3 separate regions of the Mus musculus genome follow, and all the other regions are linked to region 2. Evidence: chromatin loops called from intact Hi-C (ENCODE). Cell type or tissue: heart. All regions are shown on one strand.

Region 1 (8,000 bases), 170 kb before region 2:
CAGGGCTGGGAGAAGAAGGGACACCAGAATGCTGAGCAGCACCCTGTCTTCACAGATCCAGTCCCTAGGCCCTTCCTGGACATGGGGGAAGGTACCAAGAACCGCATCATCACAGCAGAAGGGATCATCTTGCTGTTCTGTGCAGTGGTGCCAGGGACGCTGCTGCTATTCAGGGTGAGTCTCCCCCAAGTGACACCCCTCAAGTCATCTTGGCTTACCTGGGCCTGGACTGTGACTCCCAGTGTCCAGCTGGTCCTCTGAATTCCAAGGTTTGTCCTTCCAAGTTTGGGAGGCTGGGAATAACCACCAAAAGGATTCCCAGGGGGGTCAGCGTGTCCCCACGGCCCTCATAGAAACCCTCTCACTTCTGGCCCGCCAACGGGAGTCCCCTGCAAATGCAGCCAAGACAAGGGAAGAAGGTGTGTCCTCCCAGAGCCCCTGCGTCTCCTTAGGCCAGAAGACAACATTTTTCACCCACATTGGGGCTTCATTATGTAGCCCTGGCTGGCCTTGAACTCACAGAGATCTGCCTATTTCTGCCTCCCAAGTGCTGCTGGGATTAAAGGGCCACCATGCCTGCCCTTCTTCCTTTCTTTAACTTTTTCTTTTCCCCACCACCTAACCCCCCAAGACTGGGTCTCTCTGTGTAGCCCTGGCTGTCCTAGATATAAGGCTGGCCTCAGACTCACAGAGATCCACCTGCCTCTGCCTCCTGAGTGCTGGGATTACAGTTGTGCACCCCTATCGCCCTGCACTTTATTTATGTCTTAGTGTGTACGTGGGCATGTTGAGTGTGGAGGTCGAAGAACAACTTTCAGGAGTTGATTCTTTCCTCCCACTGTGGGATTCCGCACACCAAATTCATATCCTCAGGTTTGCATGGCAATACACTTACCAGCTTGAGCTATCATCTGGACTTTCTTTGCTTTCAGTTTTTATTTTACTTTATTTTATTTTATTTTTTTAAAGCTAGATATTAGTCTAGGCTAGCCTCAAACTTGCTATATCACCATGGCTGGCCTGATTCCTCTTTACCTTCCAAGCACTGAAATTACAGGCAGGTGGCACCACCAGTTTTATTTTTGTTTGTTTTAATTTTTGTTTTGTGTTTTGTTTTGTTTTTGTGGGGAGGGTTAGACAGCATTTTGCTATGTAATTCAGGCTGGGCTAGAACTCACTCTATAGATCATATTGGTCTGGAATTCCCAATCCTCCTGCCTCAGTTTGCCAAGCACTGGAATTACAGATGTCCAGCACCACTCACTCCCTGCTCGCCGTTCTGCTTGTCATTGAGGAGCAGTAGAGAGCTAGCATGGTGGTGCACAGCTTTGACCCTAGCAGCACTCAGGAGGCAGAGGCAGGCGGATCTCTCGGGAGCCAAGGCCAGCCTGGTCCACGTACTGAGTTCCCAGGTAGTTCTTGCTAGATAGAGATCCTCAGAGCATCAGTGGAGTGGCAGGGAGGTGCAGCAGTCCACTTGAGACAGGGAGATTGCTTAAAGTTTGAGGCCCATAAAAAGAAAGAGAGGAGAGGGGCAGAGACTAGAATCTGCCAAGATCCTGATGGTGGGATCTGCCTTGATGGTGGGGAGCACAGTATCCCTCACTCTTTCTGATAAAGCACTTGCTAGTAGGAGACAGTCTAAAAACCCTTCACCTCCCTCCTTGCTAAACGTCGCTTCTACTTCATCCCCTTCTGTAGAAACGGTGGCAAAATGAGAAGTTTGGGGTGGACATGCCAGATGACTATGAAGATGAAAATCTCTATGAGGTAAGCACTGTTTGCAGCAGGCGTCGGGTGCATGGGGTGTGGTGTCTGCCTTGAGTCTCACCCTGGAGTTGACTGGACGCTGGGGCTCCAGCTGTCAGGGTACTGATGTCTCCTCTCTGACCCCTGCAGGGCCTGAACCTTGATGACTGTTCTATGTATGAGGACATCTCCAGGGGACTCCAGGGCACCTACCAGGATGTGGGCAACCTCCACATTGGAGATGCCCAGCTGGAAAAGCCATGACTGACATGTCCCACCCTTCCCTGCCTGCCATATGTCTGACTCCAGCATCCCTGCCTCCCCACTCTTCCCCTGGAGTCCCCCCTTCCCAGTGCTTGCTCCAGCCACTCGAGTGGCCTACCCTTGCCTCCAGGCTGCCCCACCCTATTCTCCCACCTAATCTTGTCCTTCCCCAAGTCCAGCTCCCTCTCTAGTGGGTAATGAGCCCTTAATCGCTGCCTCTAGGGGAGCTGATTACAGCAGCCTCGTTAGTGTCACCCCCCCTCCTCCCAGATCTGTCATGGCCACTTAAGTGATAATAAATCCTTCCCAAAGCAGCCCTTGGCAGGAGTCATGGATCTCATGTAGACTGCTCCTCAACACTGCCAGGGAACCAGGAGCAGAAAACCCAAGTCCCCTCCCCCCTCAGACCCAGGATTCTAGGTTCAAGTTCTCACCTGACCACTTCTGAGATCTGGGACCAGACAGTTCTTGCTGTCTGTCTTCCCCAACCCCCTCCCCCCAAAATAACAGGAAGTCTCTTGGGGAAGTCCCCACCCCAATTGAAATGCTGGTTTATCTCCCTTATAGGGCCTCACCCTCCTCATGTCCCAAAGCAAGGGGGAACCAGCCCGGGTGTTACCAAATTTTTACCTATATTTAAACTCTGAGAACACAAGATATTATTTTCTGGAGTGGGGCCTAATTCCCTCATGGGTTCACTTGCATAAGGCAGATTTGGAGAGTTTCTGTCAAGAACCGGGGGGAGGGGGATGACAGAGAGAGCTAGAGTGGTGTGACAGTCATTGGGATGGGAAGAGCAGACTCAGGTTGTTAAAAGACAGGAGGCCAAGAGGAGACTCAGTGGGATCCCCAGAGACAAGGATGCAGAGATAAATAGCCAAAGGAAGAAGCAGACACAAACTGGCTGGCCTGATAATAACAGTTGAGGAAAGGACAAAGCCTGAAATCTCAGAGCATGAGAGAGACAGCCAACAGCAAGAAATGGGCCCAGCGTGATCAAGGCACAGAGGAGCTGCAGCAGGGAGAAGCAACAGAGGCCAGAAAGCAAGGAGTGCCTGGATGGGCCCCTGACCTTGTGGGCAGGAAGGCCTTCGAGCTTCGAAAAAGAGATCAGGGTGGTGGCGCGCACCTTTAGCTTTAATCTCTCTACTCCAGAAGCAGAGACACCTGAGTTCGAATCCAGCCCGCCTTACACAACAAGTTCGAGGCCAGCCAGGGCTACATAGGGAGCCCTTGTCGCAAACTAAGAGAAAGAGAGAGTAAGGGCCAGGGCAGGAGCTGGGCAACAGCAGGGAGGGCGGCGGAGGCGGACAAAGGCGAAGGGGAGCCGGGCGGGGCCGGGTGGGGACGCGCCCGCGGGGAAAGGAGGAGCCGCGCGGGCGGCGAGAAGGGGAAGGAAGCCGAGGTGCCGGGCGGGCACGGGGCGCGGGCAGGAAGCGGGGAGGGGCGGCGGGCGGGGGCTCCGGAAAAACGCCCCGACTTCCTGCCCGCCAGAGCCAGGAAGCCGGAGTCGGGACACCGGGCCCGGGATCCCCGAGCCCGACCTCGGGCGCCTCGCCGGTCACCTCCCCGCGCGGACACCAGGTACACTGTCCCTGGCCCCGCCCGGCCTCCTCCTCCAGCCGCCGCAGGGAGGAGCAGGGAGGGGACCGGGCGCGGAGGGCCTCCCAGGGTGCGCCCAGTGAACCTGCAGCCGCCTTTCTCTGGCCTCGGTTTTCTCATCTGTCAAAGAGAGCAAAGAGAAAACCCGGCGCGTTGGCGCCCGCCTGTCATCCCAGGAGTTGGGAAGCAGAGACAGGAGGATTGCCATGAGTTCGAGGTTAGCTTGGGCGACCTAGCATGAACCTGCCTCAAAAGAAAAAAAAAAAAAAAAACAAAACAAAACAGAGAGAGAGAGAGAGAGAGAGAGAGAGCACTTGTCGAGAGCACAAGTAGGTAGAGATCCAGGCTCCCAGCGAAGAACGATAACACTCATTTATCAGCAGGGAAACTGAGGCCCAGGGAGTCGGACTGCCTTGTCGTAGGGACAGAGCATCTGGGACTTGAACTCAAAGCTGTTTCCTGTAAAGAGCTGTCCCTGCGATCATGGATGCTTGATTAGAGCTCCCTAAAATAAACAAATATCTCTGCAGTACATTTTAAAGCCGAGACTTACAGAGCGTTAAACACGTCTCAGAAAGCTTTTTTCCTTACCCTCTCTGTGGTATTAATTATACTCTGGGAGATGGCTGTAGGGGAGAGAACCGGAAACATATCCTCATTGAACAGATGGGAAGACTGAGGCCTAAAGGGAAGTCATTGCATTTTGCAGGTTAGTCTATCAGAAGAAAATATATGCTCGAGCGCATGAGTGTTTTATGCTTTTGTTTGTGTGTGTGTGTGTGTGTGTGTGTGTGTGTGTGTGTCTATCTATGTGAGGGGGTTCTGTTTTTGTTTTGTTTTTTCTTTCCAATTACAGCGGGAGGAGTTGACAGTGGTGACAGAGGGTATACAAGCATTTGGAATTTAATAGGTCCGAGTTGGGGAGGTAGAGCTCATGTGAGGTCCCGATAGGTGCTTAGGACCTGAGCGACTTGAAGTTTCTCCGAGATTGAGCCCTAACCAGGCAATGGAACCATGCACCACTCCTGCTAAGGGGGCGGGGCCCAGGAGAGTGACAGGGGCAGTCGAAATACGGAAACAAGGGTCCTCCAAGGCAGACCAGAGCGGCCCTATCGGGCCAGCGTGGCGCCGTGTATTGCGATACCCGCCGGCAGGAGGAGTGGAGTTGCCGAGGCCGGAGAGCGGTAGGAGGCGGGCTAGAGCGGCCGGAGGGAGGAGTGGAGCTGGACGCAAAGGCGGCCTCTGGCTCGGCTAGAGCGACTCTGCGGCACGGGTGGGGGAACCTGGAGCTCGAGCGCGGAGGCTTCGGTTCCTGAGGCTGCAGTGGCTTGCTTCTCTTCCCATCCGACAGGTGAGATAGGCAGCCCTTGGTTGCCGTGAAACCTGACCCCACACGTCTTCCCTGCCACCCACACCACCACCGCTGCAGAATTAGTGAGCGCCTGTTGTAGATCAGCCACGTCCCACGTAAGATTTAGGGCTCGTGAAGACCCGCCACGTTACATAGGTCAATAAGAGCTCACATACCTTCCAGGTTTCAGGAAGCCTTTCACGGAGACCTGGCTTTTAACATAAGCATAGGCTTCTCATAGATCAAGGCAGGGCCCTACAGAACCCACCACACACCACTATCGAGGTCCCATAAACCATTAGTTTTCCCTTTAGAATCACCATCTCTCTGGATTCTTGAGGCCCACTATATGTCAAATAGAATGTGGGGTTGTATACATTCCAGGGCCCTCGTAGTTTTTTTCAAGGCTCCCAGAAGTTCTTGGAGACCTAAATAATCCAGTCCAAAGGCTTGTTGAATGTGAGCCCTTAGGACCCAGGCGCCTTTATGTGTTTACTTCTTCAGGACCCCCCCACACACACACACACACATACACACACACACACACACACACACACACACACACACACACTGCATAGACCTAAACCTGCCCTGACTTCCCCTGTCCACCCCACCTCCAGAGCCTCAAGTGCAAAATGCTCCCTCTGCCGGACAGTAGTGGACTTTGTCAGTTGCTTCATTTTGCCAGCTTTACCTATGTCTACTTTTCAAATCCTCTTTGAGCCCAGGTTTCTGGAGCTGCTGGGTCCATCCTGGGTGTCTGCAGAAGTCACGGCAGCCACATGACCTTTCCAGGCACCATCAGACCTGATGTATCTCAGAATAGATGCACATTTTAGTATTCCAAGGTCAAAGTGTGTGTGTGTGTGTGTGTGTGTGTGTGTGTGTAGCAGTGTTGTGTGCTGAATGTTTAAACTGTGGAACCAGACTGCCTGAACCTGAATCCTGGCTCTGACTCTCATAAGCCATGCCTCAATTTCCCCCTCCTGTAAATCAGCAATAAGAATAATAGTGACACCCTCCTCTCCTAAAACAAACCAAAATAATGCTGGCCTCATTGGGTCAGTAAGAGGATTAAATTCATTAACATCTGTAGACAGACCCTGAACCCTGCATAGAAACTAAGCCTGTGTGTGCTGTCTTTGCTGTGTCTGACACATACTGAGAACACGTGAGTGTCAGCCATTGTTCCTTATTACTGTGATGGGGAGTGTGGAGGCAATGCATGTGAACTGTGAACAAGAGAGTCAGGGTCTTCTGGTGACAATTTGTTAAAATTTCGTACCTCCCTTGGCTTCTCTTTTCTTGGGGGGGGGAGTTAATAAAGATTTAAGCGTGAGAGTTACGGGGGCCACTCTGAATGATGTGTACAGGCCAGTATGGTGGCACACGCCTTTGATCCCAGCATTGGGAAGGAGGAGACAAGTGACTCTCTTGATTCAAGGCTGGCCTGCTCTGCAGAGTTCCAGGATAGTCAGGGCTACACAGATAAACCCTGTCTCCTGTCTAAGAAAGAGAGAGAGAGAGAGAGAGAGAGAGAGAGAGAGAGAGAGAGAATAGAAGGAAGGAAGGACAAACAAGCATTCTGTCATTGAGCTACATCCCCAAGCCCTCCTTGGCTCCTTTGGGGTCTGTCAGGTGAGTATATTTCCTGCTAACTGAGATGAGCATGGGAGTTCCTGGTCTGTGATCATGGCTTCTAACCTAGAAGGTCTGGCTGGCTGGAAAGGGTGGTTTTTGAAGGCATCTTGTTTCTCAGGGGATGAGTGCTTGTAGTTGGGGAGGTATTGCAGTTGATGGGACTAGACAGAGTGCTTCTCTCCAATAATACTAGAACTCAAGAGACCAAGACAGGGGGATGCCCGCAAGCTTGAGGCCAGTCTACAGAGTGAGATCCTGTCTAGAAAAAAGAAAAGCAAAAACTGAGCTGATATACCCAGAACAGTTCTTACGCACTAGATGGGCTTGTTTCTCATAAGCTGACTTTGTTGGCAAGTGTATTTATTAAACGCTCACCAGTGTTCACATCTTGACATTAGCTGAGCTTTTATGGTGGACAGATCCAGCTTCTGAGGAAGAGTACAAATGATGCCTGCTTGGTGGAACCCCCGGCCATGACTTCTGGACACTACAGAAAGCATCTTTGGCAGAAATCAGAATCATAGCAACGGTTCATTGAGTGCTAGGGAGGAGGCTCCTGGAAGAGGGAGAAGGGCGGGTCTCGGGCAGCCAGAGTTATAAATAGCTTTGGGGTGTGGGGACCCGCCCCCTACTGGTCCACCCCACACTCTTTCCACCATTCCTTCCCTCCTGACACTGATCCACACAGCATTAGTCAGACTAATTAGGGTCTGGAAGATGCTGATGAAAAGGGAGAGTAGAGGGAAGATGGGATGGGGAGAGAGGATAGAGATGCAGTGTGGAGCTGGACCGAACCAACACCAGCTGTGGAAGGACAGCTGTCCTGGGGTGGGGGAGGAGAGATAGGGAGGCAGAGGAGGGGCCAGCAGAGGTGATAGGAAGGATGAGGTAGGTCTGGGAGGAGAGGTGGAGTCCCGGATTCATATTGAAGGGGAGCAGCATGCCCCTGAGGGCAGGCTGCTGAGCCCCACCTCCTCCATCATCTTTCAGGGACCAAAGCTGGGAACTGTAGGGAACCATGGGGCCCAAGAGCTCAGTGTGTCTGACAGAGAGGGACTCGGTTTTGTTTTCTCGTGTAGAGGGCGTTGGAGGTTGGGGGTTCACCATTGACATTTCCTGTCACAGGAAATGGGGCTGGTGGGTTCAGAGGCAACATCCTGGCCCAGGCCCGCCACAGATCACAGTGTATCACCTTCCCCTACTCTTCCTACCTTCTCCTAAGGGCTGTGCTTTTAATTTTGCTTGTGCCAAAGTCCCTCCCCCTTGAGGGCTAGCCAGCCTTCTGGGTCCCTGGTCCTTCCTTCTTTAGTGACCCAAATTAGTGGTTTTACCCACAGCCACCCAGCCCACCCATGGACCCATGCTCCTGGCCTCCAGCACACGCCCACCCCGC
Region 2 (8,000 bases):
GCAGGTCTGGCTTGGTGAGCTCTGACTTCGTGGGACATGCCCAACAACATGTGACATAATATATCTGACCCTGTAGGACCACCAAACTTGTCCATGCCTCTTTATCCTTCTAGGGTTAACATCCACAGTCTCCTTAACACCCACATTCCGTTCTAGCCAAGCCTGAGGCCAGTACTTCATGCCTGCCTCTCCGTATCTTTGCTGATCCAGGGATGGTATTATCCACCCTCTCTAAACATAATCTGTCCCAAAAGGTCCAGTCCAGTGCTACCACAGCACAGTGTCTGACCCGAACAGGTTTCCTCTGCAGAGAAAGGACGTAGGCAGCCCAAATTAAGTTGGGATGCCCGAGCGGTTTTAGAGAGAGGAGCCTGAGAAGCTAAGCTGGGACCTCAAGAGGGAAAAGGGGGCCTCAGCAGGAACAAAACACTACCTGCAGGCCCAGAGCCTGCCAAGAGCTCAGTCTGGTCTGCACTTGGGCTCCTACACAGGCGATTTCACCCCAAGGGCAAATCCAAACTACACTAGCAAACAGCTAGGCCCAAACCTTAGGGCTCACTACCTCCTACCTTAATCTTTTACTTTAAAAATCTGCTGTCTTCCCCTTCCCCCTTTCCCTTCCCCCATCCTTTGCTTTGCTCTTCCTGAAGTCAACCATTCACCCTTTGATCCCAAACAATCCACCCACCGGGGAACTGAGTATAGACCTAGGGAACCATCTCTTGGGGTGGAATGATGGCTTTCTTCTCTCCCCGTGGGAACCTGGACACATGACTTCTCCCGGCCTGTTTCTTAGCACCTCATGGTAACTGTCTCTGAGAGGACTGGTAGAATTAAATAATGAATGAAAAGCACTGGGCAGAATTTCCATTGTCACCTAACACACTTGGATGTCAGTTACCACTAGGCACCTCAAGATACTAATCAGATACTAAAAGTAAGTCCTCGAGCCATGTGTAGTGATGCATGCCATTAATCCCAGCAGGCAGACAGAAGCAGGGGGATCTCTTGAGACCAGCCTGGACTACATACGAGTTTCAGGGTTACATAGAGATGCTGTCTCAACAATTATTTTCTTTTTTGGGGGGGGGGTGTCAGACAGGGTTTCTCTGTGTAGCCCTGGCTGTCCTGGAACTCACTCTGTAGACCAGGCTGGCCTTTAACTCAGAAATCCACCTGCTTCTGCCAAGTGCTGGAAAGGTGTGTGCCACCACTGCCCAACAAAAATTAATTTCTATATAGCAGTATTTACTTAGTGTCTCGAAAACCCGGGACAAAGACTAGCATCCCTTTTCAGAGATAAAAACAAAAACAAAAGCCGGGTATGGTGGCGCACACCTTTAATCCCAGCACTCGGGAGGCAGAGGCAGGTGGATTTCTGAGTTCAAGGCCAGCCTGTTTTACAAAGTGAATTCCAGGACAGCCAGAGCTATACAGAGAAACCCTGTCTCGAAGAACTAAAAAAAACCAAAACAACAACAACAACAACAAAAAAAACTAAACCTGAGACAGAGTGGAGTTGTTTTGCCCAAAGTCACAGCTAAGAAGTACCAGGGCCAGGATAAGCAGCCTAGTTAGAACATGTAGGTATACTTGCTAGGGAGTCCAGTAAGAAGACATCCAGCTAGACATCCAAAGGAGGGCACACACATGGTGACAACTGGAGACTCAGACCTACCTGTGGTTCTGTGTTCAAACCCCTCCTAGTTTTTCTGAGCTTCAGTTGGGGAAACGGGGGACAGTTTGACCAACCAGATGCACCTCTGATAACTCCCTTAACCTTGGCTTCAAGAGGGAGCTTCCTGAAAACTGTGGTGTACTTGTGTGGAGTCCAAATATGGATACTGGATCTCTTCAGTCACTCGCTACCATATTACATTCAGGTGTGTGTGTGTATGTTCATGTATGCACACTCTGGTATATGCAGAAGTCAGAGAACAACTTACAAGAGTCAGTTCTCTCCTTTCACCCTGTGGATCCCAGAATCAAAACTCCAGATCAGGCTTAGCATGTGGCTTTACGCGCTGAACCATCTCCCTGGCTGGCCTGGAACTTCATGTTTTCCCAGGAAATTCTTCCCATGCCTAGGGGTCCTTAACTGTAACTGTGTGGAAGGGCAGTCACCTGGAAAGATACCTTTAATGCTCAAAACAGGAGAGGCCGAGTCAGGCGGATCTCTGTGAGGCCAGCCTGTTCACAAAGCCAGACCATGCCTCAAACAAAAACAAGAACAACTGACTCGATCCACTACAAATCCCATAAACTTCCTTCTTCAGGTCTTCCACCCCACACCCTCAGCTTCTTCCAAGGGACCTTACTAACGGGGCTTTTCCTTTCTCCTTCCATTTCTCACTTCCTGTCACGTACCTCTTCCTCTAAACTCCCTCTCCTGACATCTTGTTTCCATTCTACTCTTCCTCGATTTCCCCGTTCATCCTCTTAATAGGAAAAAAAAGTCTTAAGCCTTGTTTTGTTCCTTTTGCCCTGTGTGACTGCTGCTGCTTGGTTTCCTCTCCCATTCACGCCGAGTGGTGTCTCTTTTTTTTTTTTTTTTTTTTTTTGCCACTGGCCCTCAGGGATCCTTGACTGTAACCCGCCGGCCTCCAGGGCTTTGCGTGTCTCTACAGCCTACACTGCCCGAATCCCCTACGCCTAGCTTGTCAGGCGCCCCCAAGATGGCGCCTCCAGCTTCGTCCCGCCTCCCGACGTCATCGCGCCCTCTCCGCTCAGCGCTCCCCTTTCGAGCTATCAAAGGCGGAATCCGAGAAGAGGTGGAAGAGGAAGAACCTCCAGGGAGGATTAAAGAGGCGGGTAGTATCCACCTGGAGGCCGACCAGCGAGGGAACATTGCTAAAGGATTGGCTGGGCGCTGCGCGATCCCACCCCTCCGCTCTATTGGTCGAGGCTTCAGGAAACCTGAGCATCGATTGGTCTAATGACAGGGGCAGACAGCCGATGATTGGGCGAATTGTGCAGTTCTTCGCAGCGGCCCAGGCGGAAGGTGGGAGGAGCGTTGTTGAGGGCGGCCTGGGGTGAGAGCGAGGCTGCGGAGCAGGCGAGACGACGGGCGCTAGAGAGGACGCGGCGCTAGAGTGGCGGTGCAAAGGGACCTGAAGCCCGTAGCCCGGCCTGGGGCCGGCGAGACGGCCGAGGCGGGTGAGTCCCCGCCGGAGCGCAGAGGTCCGGCCCCACCCGGCGGCTTGCCTGCGTCATTCGGCCTGCACGATGAAGGCCTGAAGGATCGCGTCCCGGGTGCGGAGAGCGGAGCGGCCGTTGGGCGCGCGGGCCGGGCGGGGGCTGTGCCGGGACGGCGGGTGGGATGGGGGACTGGAGTTGAGTGCGGGGCTGAGTGAGGAGGGGCAGGGCTCGGGCTGCAGGCCGGGGGCCGACCTTGGCGGGAAGGGGAGGTCCCAGAGCTGCCTCGCCGGAGGGCTCTCTGGTTGCATGGGGTATCGGGGCCACGGGTGGGTGCGCTGGGATGGGGATCAGAATCGAAAGGGGACGGTTAGAGGACTCATGGATGCCGGGGTGGGGAGCTGGCCCGAGAAAGGAGGTAATTAACGCAGGGAGGAAAATCGATTTCTGCCTGGAAAGAGCTGAGGCAGAGAAGAGGTTTTTGAGGTATCTTTAGAGCGAAGGGAGGGATCAGGTGTGGAAAACGGAGTAATGCTGACAAGGAAGACCGATAAACGCATGAAAGTGGGGCTTGGAAAGTATTGACAGAGGTCTTTATTTATTCTTACGGGTTTCAATAGGTTGAGCTAGAGGGGAGGGATTGTTTTGTTTTAGATACAGGTAAGTAGGCCAAAGGGAATATTCGAGCAATCTTGGGTGTAGTTGGAGAGACAGAGATGTGTGCTACAGAGAGCAGTCTAGGAATTTTGGGGATGTACCATATTGATAACTCTGGGGGATTTGGGTATCCCCATAGTTGTTTGCTGGTGAGAAGGTTTAAGTATGAAGAGGACCTCTTTTTGCAGGGTTTGAGTACAGATGGAGTTTCTAAGTGACAGACATTGGAAACCCTGAGTGAGATAGGTGAAAGGTTAAGCAATTGTGAAGGATGGGCCAGCTATTCCTGGCCAAGATTACAAAAAAGGAGAAATTCAGTCAGTATGAAATAGGGATCTGAAAATCCCTGGAGTGCGTTAGGATGAATTTGGGTCTTTTCTCAGAGGGGAAAAAAAAGGTTTAGGTTATACTCAGTAGCGGGGTTCTCAGCTGAGTTCATTAAGGTTGGCCTGGACCCTTATGCAAAAAAGGGTAGTGTTGGTTGGGGAGGAGGCACATAGGCATTCCTCGATGAGTTAGAGTTAAGTCAGTGTGAATAGCTGACAGTGTGCTGGGGCAGTAGCACAGCACACTTGGTCTTGGTGGAGAGAAAGGGTGATTGAAAACTCTAGGGGTGTGTCAGAAAGGTGAGACGCATCTGGCTGTGACGGATTAGACTTTGGTGGAGATGGACCTTCCGGGTAAAGGGTAATCCTGTGGTGGGCCTTTTTCCCTTTTGGTTTCTCCATGTAGCCCAGCCTGTCCCAGAACTAACTATGTAGATCAGCCTGGCTGTGAATTCCTAGCAATCTGCCTGACTCTGCCTTAGAGGGCTGGAATTAAAAGCATGAACTGCCCAGCTGAGAAGATCTTGATATGATTAGTTTAAACTTGTTTTAAAGAGTCTGAGTATCAGGAAGTGGTTAAGGTGGGAAAGTATGGAGATGGGTTCAGCCAGTGAGAGAAAATTTGGTAGCCGGGTAACTTGATGTGAGGAACCTGGGCATTGGTGGTTAGCAGAGGTTGGGTGGCAAGACCACCAGTGCCACCAGTTGGCTTGGACACCAGCTTGAGTGGTCTGAGTGTGAAAAGAAGTTTGTGAGCCTGCCAGAAGGCAGAGTCTATGTAGGAGTGCAGCTTGGAGGGACAGGCCATGAGAGTGTTTGAGGATTCTGCAAGTAGCTTGGCAAAGGAATACTGTCCCATGCAGTGGTAAGGAGTCAAAGGACAGTCTGCATTGGAAGGAGACAGGTTCCTGTTTGATGGACAGGGCTTTGGGAACCAGTTTGGAGGTATGGGAAATAGAGAGGATTGAGGTCATAGGAGCTGGTGTTCAATGCAAGCTAAATGAGCTGGGAGCTTTGGGAGAAAGTCCCTGGGACAAGACCATTGGAGAAATTCGTGTTGGCTGTTCCTATGTTCAGGCAAGGAGGATTATTAGGGAGGGCATTGGAGCGGGAAAATGTAATGAAGAAGTTGGATGGAATAAAATACCCCGGAGGATTGACTTGTCGCTGCCTTCCCTCCTCTCAGCCCAGGGCCTTGCTGCTGCCATGACTGAGGAGAGTGAAGAGACGGTCCTGTACATTGAGCACCGCTATGTCTGCTCTGAGTGCAACCAGCTCTATGGATCCTTGGAGGAGGTGCTTGTGCACCAGAACTCCCACGTGCCCCAGCAGCACTTTGAGCTGGTGGGCGTGGCTGACCCTGGAGTCACAGTGGCCACAGAGGCTGCTTCAGGCACAGGCCTATATCAGACCCTCATCCAAGAGAGCCAGTACCAGTGTCTTGAGTGTGGGCAACTGCTCCTGTCCCCCAGCCAGCTCCTGGAGCACCAGGAGCTACACCTGAAGATGATGGCACCGCAGGAGGCAGTGCCAGCCAAGCCACCACCCAAGGTGCCCCCCTTGGGCTCCAGCGCCATCCACTATGAGTGTGTGGACTGTAAGGCTCTGTTCGCCAGCCAAGAGATGTGGCTTAGCCATCGCCAGACGCATCTCAGAGCCACGCCCAACAAGGCTCCTGCTCCTGTCGTCTTGGGGTCCCCAGTTGTTTTGGGCCCTCCTGTGGGCCAGGCTCGAGTGGCTGTGGAACATTCATACCGAAAAGCAGAAGAGGGTGGGGAGGGGGCGGCCGTTCCGTCTGTGGCCGCCACCACCGAGATGGTGACAGAAGTGGAGCTGCTCCTCTACAAGTGCTCCGAGTGCTCCCAGCTCTTCCAGATGCCCGCTGACTTCCTGGAGCACCAGGCCACCCACTTCCCTGCTCCTGTCCCGGAGGCTGCGGAGCCTGCCACACAGCAGGAAACCCAGGTCCCCTCACCCACTGAGGCAGCAGTGTCTCAGCCCGAACCCCTGCCAGCCTCTGATCACAGTTATGAGCTGCGGAATGAGCTGCGAAATGGGGAGGCCATTGGGCGAGACCGCAGGGGACGGAAGCCAAGGAGGAACAACAGTGGAGAGTCAGGTGGGGCGGCCACCCAGGAACTATTTTGCTCTGCCTGTGACCAGCTCTTTCTCTCACCCCACCAGCTACAGCAGCACCTTCGGAGTCACCGGGAGGGTGTTTTTAAGTGTCCCCTGTGCAGTCGTGTCTTCCCTAGCCCTTCTAGTCTGGACCAGCACCTTGGTGACCATAGCAGTGAGTCTCACTTCCTGTGTGTAGACTGTGGCCTAGCCTTTGGCACCGAAGCCCTCCTCCTGGCCCACCGGCGAGCCCATACCCCGAATCCTCTGCATTCGTGTCCCTGTGGGAAGACCTTTGTTAACCTCACCAAGTTCCTTTATCACCGGCGTACCCACGGAGCAGGAGGTGTCCCTTTGCCCACAACACCAGTTCCACCAGAGGAGCCTGCTATTAGCTTTCCTGAGCCAGCCCCTGCAGAGACCGGAGAGCTAGAGGCCCCAGAGCTCCCCGTATGTGAGGAGAGTTCAGCCGAGCCTGCAGCTCCAGGCTCTTACCGCTGCCTCCTGTGTAGCCGGGAGTTTGGTAAGGCGTTGCAGCTGACCCGGCACCAGCGTTTTGTGCACCGGCTAGAGCGGCGCCATAAGTGCAGCATTTGTGGCAAGATGTTCAAGAAGAAGTCTCATGTGCGGAACCATCTGCGTACACACACTGGGGAGCGGCCCTTCCCCTGCCCTGACTGCTCTAAGCCTTTCAACTCACCAGCCAACCTGGCCCGCCACCGGCTCACACACACGGGGGAGCGGCCCTACCGGTGTGGGGACTGCGGCAAGGCCTTCACGCAGAGCTCCACTCTGAGGCAGCATCGCCTGGTGCATGCCCAGCACTTCCCCTACCGCTGCCAGGAGTGCGGAGTCCGTTTTCACCGCCCTTATCGCCTGCTCATGCACCGCTACCACCACACAGGCGAGTACCCCTACAAGTGCCGTGAGTGCCCCCGTTCCTTCTTGCTACGCCGGCTGCTAGAGGTCCACCAGCTTGTGATCCATGCTGGGCGCCAGCCCTACCGCTGCTCATCCTGTGGGGCCGCCTTCCCCTCGTCACTGCGGCTCCGTGAGCATCGCTGCGCGGCCGCTGCTGCCCAGGCCCCACGGCGCTTTGAGTGTGGGACCTGTGGCAAGAAAGTGGGCTCTGCTGCTCGCCTGCAGGCACATGAAGCCGCCCATGCTGCTGCGGGTCCTGGAGAGGTCTTAGCCAAGGAGCCTCCTGCTCCCCGGGCCTCGAGAGCCACTCGCACACCAGTCGCCCCCTCCCCGACAGCCCTCAGTGGTACAACCTCTGCTGCCCCTGCAGCCCCTGCCCGGCGTCGGGGTCCGGAGTGCAGTGAGTGCAAGAAGCTCTTCAGCACAGAGACGTCACTACAGGTCCATCGGCGCATCCACACAGGTGAGCGGCCATACCCCTGTCCAGACTGTGGCAAGGCCTTCCGCCAGAGTACCCATCTGAAAGACCACAGACGCCTACACACAGGCGAGCGGCCCTTTGCGTGTGAAGTGTGTGGCAAGGCCTTTGCCATCTCCATGCGTCTGGCAGAACATCGCCGCATCCACACGGGTGAGCGACCCTACTCCTGTCCTGACTGTGGCAAGAGCTACCGTTCCTTCTCCAATCTCTGGAAGCACCGCAAGACCCACCAGCAGCAACACCAGGCGGCCGTCCGACAGCAGCTGGCAGAGGCGGAGGCTGCTGTGGGCCTGGCTGTGATGGAAACTGCAGTGGAGGCTCTGCCCCTTGTGGAGGCCATTGAGATCTACCCTCTAGCTGAA
Region 3 (8,000 bases), 190 kb before region 2:
CTAAAGCCAGCCTCATGCCTTCAGTCCCTCCCTGTGATAACTTAGATATACGATTGCCCTTTAATAGACCTGCCTAAGCTGGCTAGCAGTGCCCTGGTCTTCCGGTGACAGATGACTGAGCCCACACAGGCATAGGGCAGGGAAGCACTGCAAACTCAACTCAGCTAAGACTGCTGCTTGGGGCTAATGAAGGGTCCCCAGTGTGTGAAGGTCACACAGCCAAAAAGGATAACAGAAAAAGGTATAAGAAAGGGAAGTGAGTGGACAGCTGCGAGAAGGCTCTGAGAAGAAAGCCCTGCCACTAAGCCCACCCTGAGCTCCAGCCCCAGAACCTACTGAGGTAGAAGGCCAACTGCATGTTACCCTCTGACTTGCACACTGCTGCATGCATCCCGCCCACCCATCAGCTAGTTAAGAGAAAGGTTTATGTTAGTGTAAAGCAGCAGTTAGCTGCGGTGCATAGCTTTTAAATAAATGACAGGGGAGGAAGCAGAGAGGAGGACTTCTCACTTTTATGGGACCCTCCTCGTCTCCGAGCCAGACCTAGCAAGGCTTTCCACACCATTAACTAGCCAAGTCATTTTCAAATCATGTGGACCCCCAAAGGGTGCCTGAGGGAGTGTGGTAAAGGCGCAGAGGTCAGCTTTGAGAACAGGGAGGAATTTAACTTTGTATGGTGCCACAAGCTTCTAATCCTAACACTCCCCAGTTCTGGGAGGAAGCAGGTGAACCCCTATAACTTCAAGGTCTATACAGAGAGTTCTATACTGTATACAGTTCTGGTCTATACAGGGTTACAATAGAGACTCTACCCCAAACTGGGCACAGTGGCGCATGCACACACACACACACACACACACACACACACACACACACACACTGCTCTGGCTTCCACACTGACACCTCTCTGAGTGGATCCCTTCATCTGATGCTGGGGAGCCCTGAGGCCTCTTGAAGCCAGTGGACTGTGAACACTGCTTTCCCGACTGGCCACTTCCCTGTGGCTGCCACCAAAGAGCAGGAAAGGATGGCGCCTGATCTGAGTGTTGAGCTGCTAAGCTTCTGCCTTGATGCTCTACAGAAAAAACCAATAAGTTTCCAACCGTGAAGTGCCCTCCTTGCCCCTCCCCACAACAACCCAAGTTTTGTTTCAAGAGTACATATTACATTCTGTCCTTTGAAAAATCCACATTCTGGTCACTCCAGCCCTACAGGAACGTGGCCCACTTCTGACCACACTTGGAGTCCAGGCAGAAAAATGACCTCCTAACACCTATTCCATCCAGGCTACGCTCAACTCCTGTCCTGACTCTTGTAGGCTCACACTTACCCATCTCCTTGGATAGCTAGCCGTGCAACGCTATGTTCATGCTCTGTAGAGAGTGACGGTACCCTATGTAGACCCTCACGAGGTCCGGAGCTTTTCCCCAAAGCAAGATCTGTCCTTTTATCCAACTTGGTACCTGTGTTAAGCTCTTTAGGCCTTTATGTTCCTTAGAGGTACCAGTTTGATCACTCTAAGCCAGGCTAGTGTCAAGCTGTGTCCCCAACCCCCAGAATAATTGTTCAAAGAGGACAGGCCTATTGTGCAGTGTCTCTCTGGGGGACTCCGAGTAAATGATGAGCGACCTCATTCTCTACAGCGCCTTGGGAACGGTGTTCCTACTCAGTCTACTCAGGTCCAGCCACTGTAATATCAGCTTCCTGCCTCAAGCCATTCTTTTTAATTCTGCTTACTTTTAGTTTTACAAAAAAGTAGTGTTTCGGCCAGGCGTGGTGGCACACGCCTTTAATCCCAGCACTCAGGTGGCAGAGGCAGGTGGATTTCTGAGTTCAAGGCCAGCCTGGCCTACAGAGTGAGTTTCAGGACAGCCAGGGCTACACAGAGAAACCCTGTCTTAAGACAAAACAAGAAGAAGAGAAGGAAGAGGAGGAAAAGGAGGAGGAAGAAGAGGAGGAAACAAGGTCATAACATTTCCAGGAAAATGAACAGAACTAGAAACGATTATGTTAAATGAAATTGGCCAGACTGAAAAAGACAAAAAGTGTGTGTACAGAACCTAGATTTAAAATCATGCTTTTGTACTTACATGGGGGAGAGGGATCATGAAGTTAGAAAGTGGGGTCATAAAATGGGAGGAAGAGATCTTAAGGGAGGTGGGAAGTAGAGCAGTGGAATCTAGGAACAGAAATAGAAGGGACTCACTAGCTGGAGGAAGGGAACCAGCAGGAGCGTCAAGGGGACATGAGCGGGCACAGTGTAAAAAGACACACATGCGTGAAAATACCATGGTGGAACCCACTGCTGTGTGTGCTGACCTGGAAAGTAATGGGGAAAAAAAAGGTTTCTTCATATTAACTCCTCGAATAGCGTCTCTATCGACCTTACACCAAAGTCATGCATCTACCACAGGATTCATCCCCATTGACACAACATGTGTCATGTGTCACCATGACCAAATGCCAGATAGAAACAACCCAAGGATTTATTCATTTGTCTCAGTTTGGAAAGGGACTGGTTTATTGCCACATGGCCCCATGTCCTTGAGCAAATCACTGTCATGCTGGGTGTGTCCTGCTGAGGAGCTAGGACTACCACACAGATAAGAGACCCCAGGCAAGAGAAGAAGAGTTCCCAGTTCTAACCATTCCTCCAGCTAAGCCCATCTTCCACCTCCCACAGCCTCTCACCAGCAGCATCCTATTTGTGAATCCATTGATTCTGTCAGCGTCCTCACACTCACAGACATCCCCAGAAGTGCACTTTACTGGTCGCATACATGGTTTTTGTATTGGTGCTGTTCTGGTTTGGCTGCCTTAGAACTCATTATGTAAACCAATCTGACCTCGAATTTGCTGTAATCCTCCTGCCTGTGTCTCCTGAGTGTTAGGACCGTAGGTGTGCATCACTATGCCCAGGCCATTTAAGTGTTTAAGGTTTTTTTAAATTTACTTTTGTGTGTATGTGTCTGCATATGTACATACATGAGTGCACGTGCCCGAGGAAGCCAGAAGAGGACATGTCATCCTCTGGAGATGAAAGTACAAGCTACTGTGACCCTCCAGTGTAGGTGTTTGGAACTGAAGTCAGATTTTCTGAAATTGCTGAGCCATCTGTCTCTCCGGCCCCTCAAACTGGCTTAACTTTTCACTTATGTATTGATAATTCATTTCTTTTTAATATTTTTTTCTAATTTTAAGTCTTAGTATGTGTATAAAGAGGGTGCGATATGTGAACATACACCCTTCTCTGAGACGCACCTGTGGCAGTCAGAGGACAAAACTCTGTAGTTAGTTCTTATACCGTGATGGGTTCAAAGAATCGTATCAGGTCAATCAGGCTCGTATGGGAGAACTTCTACCTAGTGAGCGAACCATCACAATGCCCCTCGTTTCTTTTTTTTTTTTGGGGGGGGGGGGGTCGAGACAGGGTTTCTCTGTGTAGCCCTGACTGTCCTGGAACTCACTCTGTAGACCAGGCTGGCCTCGAACTCAGAAATCCGCCTGCCTCTGCCTCCTGAGTGCTGGGATTAAAGGCGTGCGCCACCACGCCCGGCCCCTCCTCTCTTTTCTATCTTAAATAATATTTGTCTGGATGCAACACAACCTCAAATATTTTATGCGCTGCGCTGCGGGGTGGGAGTGGGAGGTACTGAGAGCCTGGCGTAGTGACACACTCCCGTAGCATTAAGCTGGGGGATCATGAGTTCAAAGCCAGCCTTAGATAAAAAGTCCCAGGCCAGTCTTGGCTAAATAAATTAATGATAATCCTGTCTCAAAACAACAAACGATAGGCAGGTAGGTGGGTGGGTAGGTACAGATATAATAAAGTTGCACAGGTCAGCTTGGATGACTCAGAAGAGGCAAACGAGGAGACTAACGGTCTGAACAACCAGACTCCGGCACTAGATGGCGGAGCTGAACCTCCACCAAGGGCCCGCCTCTACCCCTTTGTCCCCGCCCTAATCTCCTCCCCGCTCCCAACGCCTTCTTTCCTCTCCGCGAGCGTCAATGGAGCTGAAGCAACTTCCGCCCAAAGAAGGGTGGGGCTTCCGTGTATCTCTTGGTCTCGCGAATGCTAATGCTAGCACAAAAGGTGGTGGTGGCCACATGTCATAGTGCCTTTTCCCTGGATTGCCTGTCACGGTTCCGCCCGTAACTATTCCCATTTCCGGCCAGGAAGCAGGGTCTTGCGCTGAATCCCGCCTTCCTTTCGTGCGCGCTCAACTTCGCCCGCACTTCCGCCCTCAAAAGTTTCCGCCTCCTTGTTCCCGCCAGACACACAAGGCTCAAATGAAGGCCGACTCCCCCAGCTCGCTCCGGTCACGCCCAAGGAAACGGAAAGAGGAACCAGATCCCTTATCCTCCTCCCGAGTCCCTTCTCTTGGCTTCTCCACCCCTTCCTCTTACAGACCCGCCCATTTTGGGTGGAGATGAAGCCATATTCGCCCTCAGAAAGGCGGAGCCCTCTGGTTTAGCCGCTCTCGCGAGCACTCCGAAATCTCGCGAGACTCGACGCCCGACTTGTGCGCCCGGGAAACCCCGTCGTTCCCTTTCCCCTGGCTGGCAGCGCGGAGGCCGCACGGTGAGTGAGGGCTCTGGGTCGCGGCTGTGCGCGGGGCCACGGGGCCGGGCTTTCTGGCCCCAAGAGCTCGTGCCGGGACCGCGGGAAGCCCGGCGCGGGGTCGCTCCGCCCTCTGGAGCCGCGGCCACGTGCGAGCGGCAGGCCCGGACATGCCTGATCGCCGCAATCCGGGAGCCCGGAGGGTTAGGTGGGCAGCGGAGGGGTGAGTGGGACGCCCGGAACGTGGGCTTGAGGGAGCGGGGTGTGGAGGGCTCTCCCACGCGGTCACCACGCCGCGGTGCTGCGATCCGCGTGGCGTGTGCACCCGGCAACTCTGTTGGACCTGCAGGAGCCGAGTTGCAGGGACATGAGGCTGGGTGGATGCTGAGGCTTTGGGGTGGACTGGCGACGAGCAGGGTTGGTGTTGACCTGGACCCACGTCAGGGGTTTGCACCAAGCCTGACCTCGGCATGCTTGTCCCTTCCTCAGATGCCCGGAGTTACTGTAAAAGACGTTAACCAGCAGGAGTTCGTCAGAGCTCTGGCAGCCTTCCTCAAAAAGTAAGTGTTTGTTGGAACTGAGGCCTGACCCCTGTGCGCTGTGACCCCAATGTGTCATTAATCCCTCTGGCCACTTGCTGGGGGTCTTTTCTGAATTGGGCCTACGGTGACCATGCTTCCTTTTTAACCTGTTCGTTCTTGCTTTTTTTTTCCCCCAACCTTGTTAACTTGCTAAAGGTTAGTAGATCTGAAGTCATCTTTGGAAATTTTTGAAGTGTGCTTTTTCTCAATTCTCTTGGTTCTAGGTCCGGGAAGCTGAAAGTCCCCGAATGGGTGGACACAGTCAAGCTGGCCAAACATAAAGAGCTTGCCCCATATGATGAGAACTGGTTCTACACACGAGCTGGTAAGAACTGAGGCTTTGGCTGGGAGTGGGAACCTGGGCGACCCCAGGCAGGGACCCTGTCTTCCCCTCCCATCTACACCAGGAGACAGACCTCATTATTGAATAGCTGTAGCTTTAAACTAGAAAGGAAATCTGAGGGCAAATGAGTGTCCATATTTTGCTTACTTGAGAGTCTTAACAGCTTTCTGTGTCCACGGTTATAGCATTTAGATTTGAACAACTGTCAACTCCTGTTTGGTTGAGTGGTCGGGAGTGCCACTCCTGTTATAAAGGAAACTTACAGATCTGGTGCCCAAAGAAAACTTTGGGGTGCCCCTCTGGTCTCTCTGGATCCTGCCTGGGTGCTTTGTGCATCCTGTTGTCTCTAGTCTTTAGGGGAGCAGGATTCTTTCTGCTGGGTAGTGCCAGGGTTGCAGTTCATGGCCAGGCCTTTGCTAGGGGGGGGCCCTGCCTGAGAATTCCCCTGGTCGTGGGAAGTAAGTTCCTCTTCGCTTAAGACCGTGAAGCAGTTTATAAGTTAATATTAAATGTCCACGGGATCCACTTTGTTTCAGGCTTTGGCATGGGCACAGGGACCACCATGACTCAACACAGCCTCTGAAAACCAAAAGGTCAATTCCACAGTGTGGGAAAAGGTCGGTGCTTCCACCTGCCAGCACGTTTTTAAGGAGGGTGATGTAGGGAAGGGTGGTGAGGCCTAGCTGAGGTGTGCACCTCACACCCCCTCTTGGAAGCAAGCGTGCAGTGGTGTTGACAGTGCTTCAGGTGGTAGGTTAGGGCGGCTGTGGAGTTGCGAGAGGAAGACTGTTGGGTTTCTCTGGGTAGAGTGGTGTACTTGCTGTGGACAGGGTTGGTTGTCTAGTTTCCACAGCTGCTGTGGGGGGAGGCTGCCATATCCAGGGCCCGCCAGACACTGAGCTGTGTCCCAAGCAGGATGGGGTTAGCAAGAAATGGAATCGAGCCAGGTGCCTTTTGCCTTTGATTCCAGCACTTCTGGAGCAGAAGCAGTTTGGGGCCAGACCTGCTGGTGTGAGCTTGTATTCCCAGAATTTGAGAGACCAAGGCAATGCTGAGGGGGCTGGGCTGAGCTACAGGAAGACCCCAGCATTCTGGGGTCTAATGGGTTCCTGTCTGGTTTGATCAAAAAGCTCAGGCTCTTACCAAATTGTAGCCGTTTGTCATAACACTGAAAAGGGGGGTACAGAGGTGGCATTACTTTCTTCGAAGATAGGCTAGTTCTGTTCAAAGTTAGTTTTCAGACTATGTTTGTAGTTTTGTCTGGATAATGAGCTGGCTTGTTCTGTCACTTGCTTTTGGGGCTGGAGTGCAGTGGGGAAACAGGCTCATGTTTTAGGTCCTGAGAAAAGGCTCCATGGGCCTCCTGTGTTAGGACCAGGGGGCTTGTTGGGAGAGTGACATTTGTAGGGGACCACTTCCGTTGGAGAACCAAAGGGAGGGTGAGTTAGGGCTGGGAGAATAGATTTTTCCACAGAAGTTTAACATGAAGGCATTGGGGAGGGAAACATACAAGGTTTTTCATCCCACACTTAAAGACGGGGTGGTCAGGGTGGGGTCCCCACCCTGCTCTTAGCACAAGTTTCTTCTGTTGTTGTTAGGCTGCAGTGCTTCATGAAACCTTGGTCTTCGCAAGTAAGTTCAAATCCAAGGTGCCAGCCCCTCCTGAGCAGCAATTCTGGGGCTTTATCTAAAGTTGTGCCTTTAAAATGTGCCAGAGCCAGGTCTTGTTGAAGAGGAGAATAAAAAGAAATAGGCTGTCTTGCTGCTTACAGCCTCTAAATAGTTCTTTATTCAGTCAAAAGGAGTGCACACAAGCTCTGGAATGGCAGGCCCATGCCTTGTAATTAGTTGGCAGGTGGTTTCCCACGAGATGATTTTTATGTGGTGCTGGAAAGGACGGCTAGAATCCCCATTGCAGAAGCTTTTAGCCTTGTTGTGATTCCCTCCGTTTGTCCGCTGTGCTTGCAGTTGGCTAGTTCTTTGGTGATGTGCTGAGATTCAAGCACCCACTGTGTCCAGGCAGCCTAGTGAGACCAAGGTTCCCCACCCTGAGGAAGAGCAGAGAGGTATAGAGCATTTGAGTGGGCCTTTAAGATTGGGGTTGTTGGTGATGTCACCTTGCAAAAAGGTTGGAAATGGCTGTTAATCCTGACACTGATACGGGCTGTGGGTTTTTTAAAAATTAAAGCAAAATGAACAGAGACAAGCTGTGGGGGCAATGTCTTGGGTGCCAGTCCAATGCTAAATGGAACCTGGGCAGTAGTAGATGAGCTGAGTCTGTCACAGGGCTGTTCATCCCTAAAATGAAGTTGCCTGGGGCCCCAGTACCATGCGGCTCTTGGCTACTGTGTAGCTTGCAGATGTGAAGAATGCATGGCACGGCTTCAGCTCAGTGCCTTGGGTTTTCCTGACGCTGGTTTGATAGGCCAGAAGAGTGCCCACAGGACAATAATCCTTGCTCGACCCATGGTTGAGGCAAGGCACATTACAAGTTTTGAGGTGCCCACCACAG

The links. A loop is a pair of places that touch in the nucleus more often than their neighbours do. Peaks named below come from ENCODE experiments on the same cell type or tissue, not always from the same donor. Only the 100,000 strongest peaks of a DNase experiment are listed, where the experiment ranks them.
Region 1: a loop joins it to region 2, with 4 times the contacts of the local background. A loop is called at or near these places in 6 of 42 quality-filtered maps.
Region 3: a loop joins it to region 2, with 3 times the contacts of the local background. A loop is called at or near these places in 6 of 42 quality-filtered maps.

Annotation. Positions count from the first base shown.
Region 1 is chr7:24,899,532-24,907,531 of GRCm38, forward strand. It overlaps Cd79a (CD79A antigen (immunoglobulin-associated alpha)), which reads left to right. Exons shown (of 5, transcript NM_007655.4): 3 at 56-174; 4 at 1,702-1,770; 5 at 1,900-2,327. The coding sequence ends at 2,013. It overlaps Arhgef1 (Rho guanine nucleotide exchange factor (GEF) 1), which reads left to right and starts at 3,455. Exons shown (of 30, transcript NM_001130151.1): 1 at 3,455-3,597. In heart, CTCF peaks have their summits at 4,775 and 5,637; DNase peaks (open chromatin) are centred at 2,540, 3,560, 4,790 and 5,621; H3K4me3 peaks cover 3,625 bases; H3K27ac peaks cover 4,069 bases.
Region 2 is chr7:25,074,231-25,082,230 of GRCm38, forward strand. Zfp574 (zinc finger protein 574) reads left to right here and starts at 2,577. Exons shown (of 2, transcript NM_175477.5): 1 at 2,577-3,252; 2 at 5,305-8,000. The coding sequence starts at 5,325. It also overlaps a transcript of Grik5 not described here. In heart, a CTCF peak has its summit at 3,056; DNase peaks (open chromatin) are centred at 2,891 and 6,401; H3K4me3 peaks cover 3,162 bases; H3K27ac peaks cover 3,289 bases.
Region 3 is chr7:24,880,083-24,888,082 of GRCm38, forward strand. Rps19 (ribosomal protein S19) reads left to right here and starts at 4,510. Exons shown (of 6, transcript NM_001360119.1): 1 at 4,510-4,585; 2 at 5,054-5,124; 3 at 5,370-5,470. The coding sequence starts at 5,054. In heart, a CTCF peak has its summit at 3,905 (motif pointing right); DNase peaks (open chromatin) are centred at 4,059, 4,179 and 6,279; H3K4me3 peaks cover 3,578 bases; H3K27ac peaks cover 3,210 bases.